Linked DNA regions of Homo sapiens: region 2 is linked to region 1. Evidence: chromatin loops called from intact Hi-C (ENCODE). Cell type or tissue: CD4-positive, alpha-beta T cell. All regions are shown on one strand. Each heading gives the region's core, and the rest is flanking DNA. Links, peaks and the distances in the headings are about the cores only. Region 1 overlaps DRC11 (dynein regulatory complex subunit 11). Region 2 overlaps COPS8-DT (COPS8 divergent transcript).

The links. Hi-C counts contacts between places; a loop is a spot of excess contacts. Peaks named below come from ENCODE experiments on the same cell type or tissue, not always from the same donor. Only the 100,000 strongest peaks of a DNase experiment are listed, where the experiment ranks them.
Region 2: a loop joins it to region 1, with 21 times the contacts of the local background. A loop is called at or near these places in 59 of 110 quality-filtered maps.

What each region holds. Positions count from the first base shown.
Region 1 is chr2:236,350,979-236,355,363 of GRCh38, reverse strand. All of the region lies in intron 15 of DRC11 (dynein regulatory complex subunit 11), which reads left to right. LOC105373945 (a long non-coding RNA gene) reads right to left here. Exons shown (of 5, transcript XR_007088138.1): 2 at 4,352-4,385; 3 at 99-863. Among named protein-coding and RNA genes, the nearest start is that of IQCA1-AS1, 38 kb to the left of the region's middle. RefSeq lists enhancers at 2,683-3,182, 3,183-3,684. In CD4-positive, alpha-beta T cell, for the core only: CTCF peaks have their summits at 1,920 and 2,123 (motif pointing left); a DNase peak (open chromatin) is centred at 2,113; H3K27me3 peaks cover 518 bases.
Region 2 is chr2:237,025,714-237,030,098 of GRCh38, reverse strand. All of the region lies in intron 1 of COPS8-DT (COPS8 divergent transcript), which reads left to right. Among named protein-coding and RNA genes, the nearest start is that of COPS8-DT, 58 kb to the left of the region's middle. In CD4-positive, alpha-beta T cell, for the core only: CTCF peaks have their summits at 2,266 and 2,466 (motif pointing right); a DNase peak (open chromatin) is centred at 2,488.

The DNA.
Region 1 (4,385 bases), core at 201-4,200:
GCAAAAGGGAGGAGAAAGTGCAGAGAGCGCCCACATAGCCTGCTCCCACATAGGCAGGGCCTCCCCACTCTCCCCGCCCCACAGTGGGCCACACTGACCATGTGCTACAGTGAGGAACACAGACAGACACCTCACTAGCGCCCAGAGTCCATCAAAACCCACTGTGGGTGGGGATGCCGGCGTCTGTACGGCCAACGAGGCCTCTGCCATTGTTTCCCCTGCCTGGAACATCGGTGTCAGTCCTGGGAGGCCACGTCAAACCAGACACCCGGGAGGGGCCCAGGGTGGGGAGGGAGCCTAGACCCCGACACATAGGAAACTTCTCGGAATTCAGACACATGCACCTGCAAAGAAAGAAGGAGAAAAAAGAACACAAAAGAAAGGCCCCTAGACCAGGGTGGGCCATGTAGCCGGGTCCAGCTGTGTCAGAGGCTGCCGTGGGAAGGGGACTCCCAGGAGGAAGGCAACAAGAGAGCCAGGCTTCTCCAGGACCCGGGATACATGTCCCACTCCACCTGTCCAGTGACGACAGGGAGCACCCCACACAGGGAGGGCATCAGGCTGTGGAGGCCCCGGGCACTGTGTGTCAGTCAGGTGTGGAAACACACTCTGCAGGCTGTCAATCACCAAAAACACAGAGTGGCATCCGCAGGTGTTGTGTATCAGGCAGTGGGGACAAGGCGGGACCAGGGTTTGATGCCACGAGCATTCAAAATGTTTAGGCAACCCAGAAACACTCGGGGTGGGGGCGATGGAGGTACCTTGGGAAGTTGAGAATGGCTTTGCACACAGGCTTCTCCAAGCTGGCTAGAGTCCATTCCACCTGGCGAGAATTCATTGGCCATAGTGTGGTGGGCAGTGGGCTGGGGAGGAGACGGGGCTTCAAGAGTTAAGTTCAGGTGGTTTGTAAGCCTGACGCCCCCCACCATCCAACACCTTCCCATTGAACACAGTCTGGATAAGCACTAATTGCATCAACATGTTCCTGTTACTAGCACCAACCTGCCCCCCACACACACACATGCACACTAATACACTCACACACATGCACACACATGCACACATGTACACACTAACATAAACTCATACACACACACGCACACATGTGCACACTAACATACCTCATACTAACATACGCACATGCACACACATACATTGACACACACACACATTGACCACAGACATACACGCATGTCCCCTCCTAGTTACTGTGCCCAGTCTTTCCTGTGAGCCCCTGCATCCCAGCTCCTCTCTAGTTCTTTGCTTTGCCTCAGTTTACCAGCCCAGCCAGGCTTCTCATTCTAGTATACCTCTGCCCTTCTTTTGATGATCATCTATGGTTTATATCCAGCTAATTGCAGTGAGGACTTGAAGTAACCTCCGCAAGTACATAAAAGGTATTACAAGGAAATAGAAACTTAAAATGTAATTTTTAAATAGTGGAAATGCAGGCCAAAATGTCATATGAAGTATTTAAACAGAATCCAAGTGACCACAGTATGGGAAAGTGAGCCCCCTCCCCCTGCAAATAAGCCTTACGCCCCTGCACCCTCCCTAACCCCTAACCCCGCAGCACCTCACTCAGCGACACCCATTCAGACACAGGCAGCTGCACCCTCCACAGGCAGGGACCGTGTCTCCCAACTCCCAGACACCCCTGCTTCCCACCACAGAGCTCTCAGATGCTCCGTAAATATGTGTGGGATGAATGAATGAATGAATGAGTTTCAGCCGAGACACATCAGCTGAAAAAAATAGTAGCTGTTTTTTTTCCTGCAGTTCTCCTTGGCAAGCAAAATAGGATCCTTTCAGAGAGAACCTCCAAAACGTCCAGGGGTCATCTGGGCAGAGCATCTTCATAACCCATGCATGCCGAAACACAAACAGGTTTTAATTGAGCCATTATCCCCTGAGAATCTAATTCTGATGGTGAATGTTTGACAGTGTTTCTTTGGAAAATACAAAAGATCAAGCCCATAAAATGCATGTGGATAGAGACGTCTTTAGTTGTTTGCTAGAACTTCCTAGAATTTGAAAAGGCACACGGTGGAAATTTGTCTTTATTTCATAATTGACACACAACAAAAACCCTCTAGTGATATTTGATAGTAGCGAAGAGCCCTCTACTGGCAGGTGACGTGAACTACCCGACAGAACTCTGGAAAGTTCAATTACGAATTAATTAATGTAATTGTCCGTGACCTCAAACTATCTGTGGGTAATTTAAATGAAGCCTTTTCATAGCTAAATGAAAATTAGAAAAGCAAAGGATACCATTTTTCATTAGCAAATTGGCAGAGAGTTTTTTACTATTAATACTTGTCGAGGAGAAGAGTGTAGAGAGCCAGAGCCCTCATTTATTCCTGGGGAGAGTGTAAACAGATGGAACCCCTGGGGGGGCAGTGTGACAGTACGCATAAAAACGACACGCACAGAATGTCCAGGCCCCTCCACCTGGAAGCCTCTCCTGGCAGTCATTCTAAGGAAATTCTCAGCCAGGTGCCCTAAATAAGTACTATTTGGGGTAGTAAAAGATGGAAACCATCTATACATTCAAAACCAGGGGATTAATTAGAACCGTAATGCTGGTGCTTCCTGTTAAAATGATAACGGAGAAATAACTTTCATATGACATGAACAAGGCAGCCCGTAAAGCAGTATGTGTTGAACAAGATCCCATTTTCGTAAAGGATCTGTAAGGACAGGAAGTGTTCAACGGTTGATTCTAGGTGGAGGGAGAAGAGGTGTTGTTTATGCCATTCAGTATATTCTGAGATTTTTACTAAAGAACACTGCTTTTCCACAAACTCTAAGGGCAGATTTTATTCCCAGCAGATGCGCCTGCCAACATTTCTTGTCTGGCCTGCACACTTCCTGCAGCAGCAGCCACCCTATCCCCCAGTGTCTGTGGTGCAAGGAAGATGAGCCCTTCTCCTCCCAGCCCATCCTCCTGCCTTCTGTCCCTAGCCCACGCTATCCCCAGACATTTCCTGGGCACTGACTACCCCATGCGCCACGTCCTCCCCAGGCTTACTGTCTGCCCGTCTTTGTGAAGGAGCTCTCCCTGTCACCTGGCTCTGTTCCCTCCACTCCCCGCCAAGGCCACCAGTGACCTCCTCATTACCAAACTCTCTGGCCAGCACAGGCCACCGCTGGCCGCCCCCCTCCTGCTCATTGGCCCCCTGGCTTCGAGGCTAGCTATCGCTCCAGACCCATCCCTTCTATCCACGGCTGCTGCCCCTTGGCAGCCCGGACCTCCTCCTCTATCATCGTCTTCCCTGTGTGGCCCCGGGCTCTCTGTCACCCTCTCCCGGCCTCATCTACTGTCCCCCTTTACTCGAGAATTCCTTCCATCCATTCTTGAGGCGTCCACTGCCATTGCTGTGGCCTCGGAGGCCCTTTCTGCCCTTGCCTCTCTCCTCTTCTCTGGCCCCAGCAGCCCTCCCTGCCTGCCCTGCTGCCCAGGGGCTCATGGCAGCTGGCACTGACCCCCTCATTACCATCCACTGGGCATCTAGCATCGAGACCCCTCCTGCAACCCACAACCCACTGTCATTGAGGCTGGCCAGTCCTGCCCTCCCCATCCTGCCCTGCCTATCCCCCGCTGCGGGCTCTCATCTTCTCCCCACAGCAGCCCCGCAGCACCTCCCTGCCTGGGCCTTGTCCTCACTGTGCCCACCGCCCACACCTGCCTGCTCCCCAAGGCCAGCACAGCTCCCACCACATCCTCCTCTACACACTCCCAAGAGGGATTTTTCTGTAACATAAAAAGGATCAAAATTCTTGATTAAAGTCCTTTCCAGGACTTCCACAGCCTCCAGGATACAAGCAACCTCTGTAGCATGGCCGTGCACTTTTCTGACCCCTTCCAGAAGTGCCAGGTGCTCCCCATGTGCCCCAGGTGAGGATACCTCACCCTGTGCCCTGGCTCCTGGCCCAGGAAGGGTGCTTCCCCCTCTCCAGACCATCTGATCTTCTGGAGATCTCGGAAGACCTGTCTGCTTTAACCACTGTCTGCGGTCTCCGTTCCTGGTTCCCCCCACCCGCCCACTTCTCCCACTTTCTGTCATTGGTGCCCCTCACTGACACCCTGATTTCCTTGGAGCACCCTCAACCTCAGGTCTGCTCTCCCTTACCACAGGTGGGCTCCTGGAGGTCAGGGACCCTGCATTATTACTCTTTGTGACCCTGGCACCTAGCACAGTGCCTGGCATACCAAGCTCTTCTGTAAATGTCTTATAAAGGAAGAAATGAAAGAACAGCCTTCATTCTACGTTCAGGGCCAAACATAGCAAAACCTGCCTTTCTTCCCCATGGCAGTCCTTCACACGTTTGAAAACAGCAAACTTACCAGCCTCAAGTCTTCTTTTCTCCAAGAGAAGCAG
Region 2 (4,385 bases), core at 320-4,319, 670 kb before region 1:
CACCCCGCGCCCCCCAGCTCCCTCCCTCACCCTCAAATCCCCTAGGTCCTCTCAGGGCCTCCTGTTCTCCCAGCCTTTCCTGTTCCCTCCTCCCTCCCAGCACATCCCAGCGCCCCTGCCTCCATTAACCCCAGGCCCTGCCTATATAAGAAATACCTGTTTAAAAAACAGCTTTATTGAGCTGTTTTTAAAATTAATATACAAACCTGCACTTATTTAATGTACACAGTTCGAGGAGTTTGATATGTTCATATCCATTGAGACCATCACCACAATCAAGATAATAAATGTACCTATTGCCTCCACAAATTTCTTTGTGTCTCCCCATTTTTTACTGTGTTAAGAGCACTAAGCATGTGATCTATTCTCTTAACACATTTTTAAGTGCACAAAGGAGATATAACCTTAAACCAGGGGCTTACATCTTGGCTCGGGTCCCGTAGGATGGAATTACCTTATGCCAAAGTCTACTGTAAAACTTTACCATGAGAAGCGGACACAGTTGGCTTTCAGAAGAAGAGCTTTAGCAAGCTTTCAGAGCATTGGGGTGCTTCACATTGGGGTGCAAGGACTCATTAGACCATGCACCACTGTGTCATTTTAACAGGCCTTTGTAAAATAACTTTTGCTCTGAGTTTTGAAGCAGCAAATGACTTTTAATCACATTGGAGAATTACGAAACAATCAAAATTGGTGCCTGAGCCATTTAAGCATCCATTGGCACAAGTGGTATTTACTAAGCATCTCTGGGCTGCCAGGCAGTGGGAAGTGCAAGGGACAAGGTGTTGTTCCTATGCTGTCGAGGGACTCACATTTTCCTAGGGGAGAGACCCAGGTAGACAAGGAAGCAAGGCTTTAACCGGAGTGTCAACAAAATGCCATGAGGGCCCAGAGGATGGGTGAGCGCTGGAGCTTGGCTTGGACAGGGAGGAGGGTTTACTTCAGGGAAAGGAGTGGGGTGGGGTGAAGTGGGGGTGAGACCGATGTTACAAGGCGTCGCCATGGCCTTCCTTCAAAGGCTGCAGAAACGGGCGTAGAACTCTGTGATATACAGCTGAAATTTGCCACGTATCTGCTTTGTCCTTGAGTCTGTTCAGAAGATCAGGGTTTCGGCCAGGCACGGCGGCTCACGCCTATAATCCCAGCAGTTTGGGATGCAGAAGTGGGCAGATCACTTGAGGCCAGGAGTTCAAGACCAGCCTGGCCAACACAGTGAAACCCCATCTCTACCAAAAATACACAAATTAGCCAGATGTGGTGGTGCACACCTATAATCCCAGCTACTCAAGAGGCTAAGGCAGGAAAATCACTTGAACCCAGGAGGCAGGAGTTGCAGTGAGCCAAGATCATGTGACTGCACTCCATCCTGGGCAACAGAGTGAGACTCCATCTCAAAAAAAAAAAAAAAAGAGCCAGGTTCTTAAGGGCTTCTTAGTCTGAGGTACAGGGAATACTGACTGTCATAAAACTCCACAAATTATATGTAGAAGTTTTCATGCATGTACATTTTCCTGGAGATTCCATACTTCAGTTTTTAAGGAGTGTGTGTCCCTAAAAGCACATAACTATTGTATCTGTGCAAGGCTGCTCCCCTCTGCCTGGGAAGCCATCTGTGGTGGTGCTGGTTGTCCCTGGACTGCTACCCAGAGACCCGGGCCTTGTTTGACCTTGGGAATGTTAAATCCCCATGCACCATTTTGTCCAAACAGCTCCCATTCTAGGCACCTAGAAAATATTGGTTGAAATGAACTGAATGCTTATCTAAGTTGTATTTTCATTTCTTCAACATACCCTGTATGACCAGTAAGAGCATCTTTACCCAACTCAATAACTGCCCCACTGGCATAAACGAGAAGGCGGGAGGCCTCCATGTGAAACCAGCAGGAAGTCTCCATGTTCCTGGTTGAGGTGCACCTCCCAACTCAACTAGAAAATGAACTTTTCTGGTAATCTTTGGGGAGTGACTAGTTCCCTCACACCTCACCAATAATGGAAAGCTGGAAAAGACTCATTGGAATAGACGCTTCCAAAAGACATCAGCAGAGTTTCTGAAAAGGCAGTAAAAGGGAAAGAAACAAAGAAATGAACATTGTTGATTACAAGGAAATTATTCTTGACATTTCACATAGCATAAAAAAAGAGGACCGTGCACAATAAATTAAACAATCTTCAGGCTCCCATTGCAAAGGGTCACTTTCAAATAACTTTCATTCCAGCTGTGTGTCTTTGGGCGAGTTCGTTAAATCTTCTTTTGGCCTCAACTTTCCCATCTTTGAGAGGTCAAGTCTCACATGGCTATGGTGAAAATCAAATGAGGTGAAGGATGTTGAAAGGACTTAGTAAAAGATCCAGTCTACACAAATCGGAGCTTCCATGGCCGTCATTAATACTGACCATCTTTGATAACTTTGCTGCAACCTATCTTGAAATCACTTGAGATGATAGTACTGCCTTCATGTCACCCACCGGCCACCAGGTGGACTCAGCTGCCCTGGCTTGGTGGCTGCATATCCAATTTCTCACTGCTTCCTAAGTGTCCTCCCGTCTCTAAGCCGCACCTTCAGAAGGGGAGAATGACTTTCCTGTAGAGGAAGACTGTTCCTCAGTCAGGTGGTCAGATGCAGTCCCCTTACCCTGTAACCTCTCTCCTCCCCTGTGTTTCAGGGCTCACTCATGGAGCTCATGGAAGTGGGCAGATGGCAGGTAGGGTAGAGGTTGGGGGTCGGGAGCTTTCCTCCTTCCCTAGGGCTCTGGCACAACTTCTCCTGTTCACCCCTTTCATGGAAGAGACATTTCCCCTGAAGTTCTACCCTTGAGTCTCCTGTCTCTTAACTCATGGTCTCCTGGGCAGTCTCATCTACTCTGTGACTCCGGCTCTTGCCCCCTAGGCCACTCTAAATGCCACCTCCTAATGTGCCCAGGGCTCCGAGGGAGTGCACGGTGCACAGCGGCCTCTCAGCAAATACCCCTGAAATGAATGCACCCTGGGCTTCCCATGCCTCCTTCTTGTCCCTGGACACACTGCACTCCCCCATGAGCTCCCTCAGATCCTTCCTCCCTTCCTTGCCCTCCCCAACTCCATGTTTCCCACCAGGGTTAACTCTGTCCTTGCCAAGCCCGATCCTGTGGGCCGTCACTCCATCCTCTTTCATGTTCCTCCCTTCAGTTTCTTTTTCCTCTGGTGACTTCTCGGCACCGATACTCTGCTCATCCATTCCTGGGCCCCCTGCTCTCGGGCCGCTCGGCACTTCTGGTAGACACAGCCCACCTGGTCTCCATTCCCAATGAGGCCATCTGCGGCTGCTCAGTATCTCCCATACCCTGTTCATCTCTCTCCTCCAAATGACCTGGCCTCCTGGCCTCCTTCTTAGTAAGTTAATGAAATTTCTCTCGCCACTCTTCCCTTCTTCCTTTGGGAACAGAGCGTGCATCTCCTTCTTCACTCAGGTGAGTCCCTCTGTCTGGCTCTGAATTCCATCCAATAGATCCAGGCTCTGGGGCTCCCAGTCATCCCCTCCTCCCGGTGTCTGTTGCTTCTTCTGTCACTGCCTCCTTCCCTTCAGCCTGTCCACCTGCTCTGTGGTTTCAGGTATTTGCACACACACCACAGCCAAAGGCACACACCTTTCTGGGACCCGGTTTAGTGTCAGGAAACCACCTTATCTCTTTGTGCTGCTTTCCATTGATTCAATGCATGTAAAGTGTTTAGAATAGATGATGGATATTAGTGAGCGACCATCATCATCATTGTAATTTTTGTAGCAAACATTCTTAAATGTTTGTCCAAGTTCACCACCTCCATTTCCTCCTCCTCCAAAAGCCCCTGAAATCTCAGAAGCCACAGCCTAGCTTTGATTCTGCCACACCCTGAAGGTATTCTGACTAAGATAATCACTGGCATCCCAGTCACCAAATCTAAAGGAGGATTTTGGCCCTCGTCATACTCTACCTCCCCATCAGCTTCAGATCCAGCTGGAGCCTCTCTCTTTTTTCCCTGAAATGCTCTCCACCTTCCTCAGATTGGGCAGCCCGTACCCACAGCTGACCCCACCCCCAAGCACAGCTGAGGCTCCTCCTCATCTCTCTGACCTTGAAAGTCAAGGTAATCCTTGGTCATCGTTGGAGTCATCAGGGCTCAGTCCTCTGAGCCCCTCTCTTTTCTGTCCTCACTCACCCCTACGGGACCTCATGCTGTTTCCTGGCTTTAGATATCATCTATATCCTGACCACTGGCAAATATACTCGCTGGCCCTGGCCTTCCCCTTGAATTCCAGACTGGTGCACCTGAGCTTCTCCTTGACATCTGCTGCTCTCGGACATTCAGTGGGCATCTGAAGCTCACCATGTTTGAATCAGACTTCTGATGTTTCCACCAAACCTGTTCT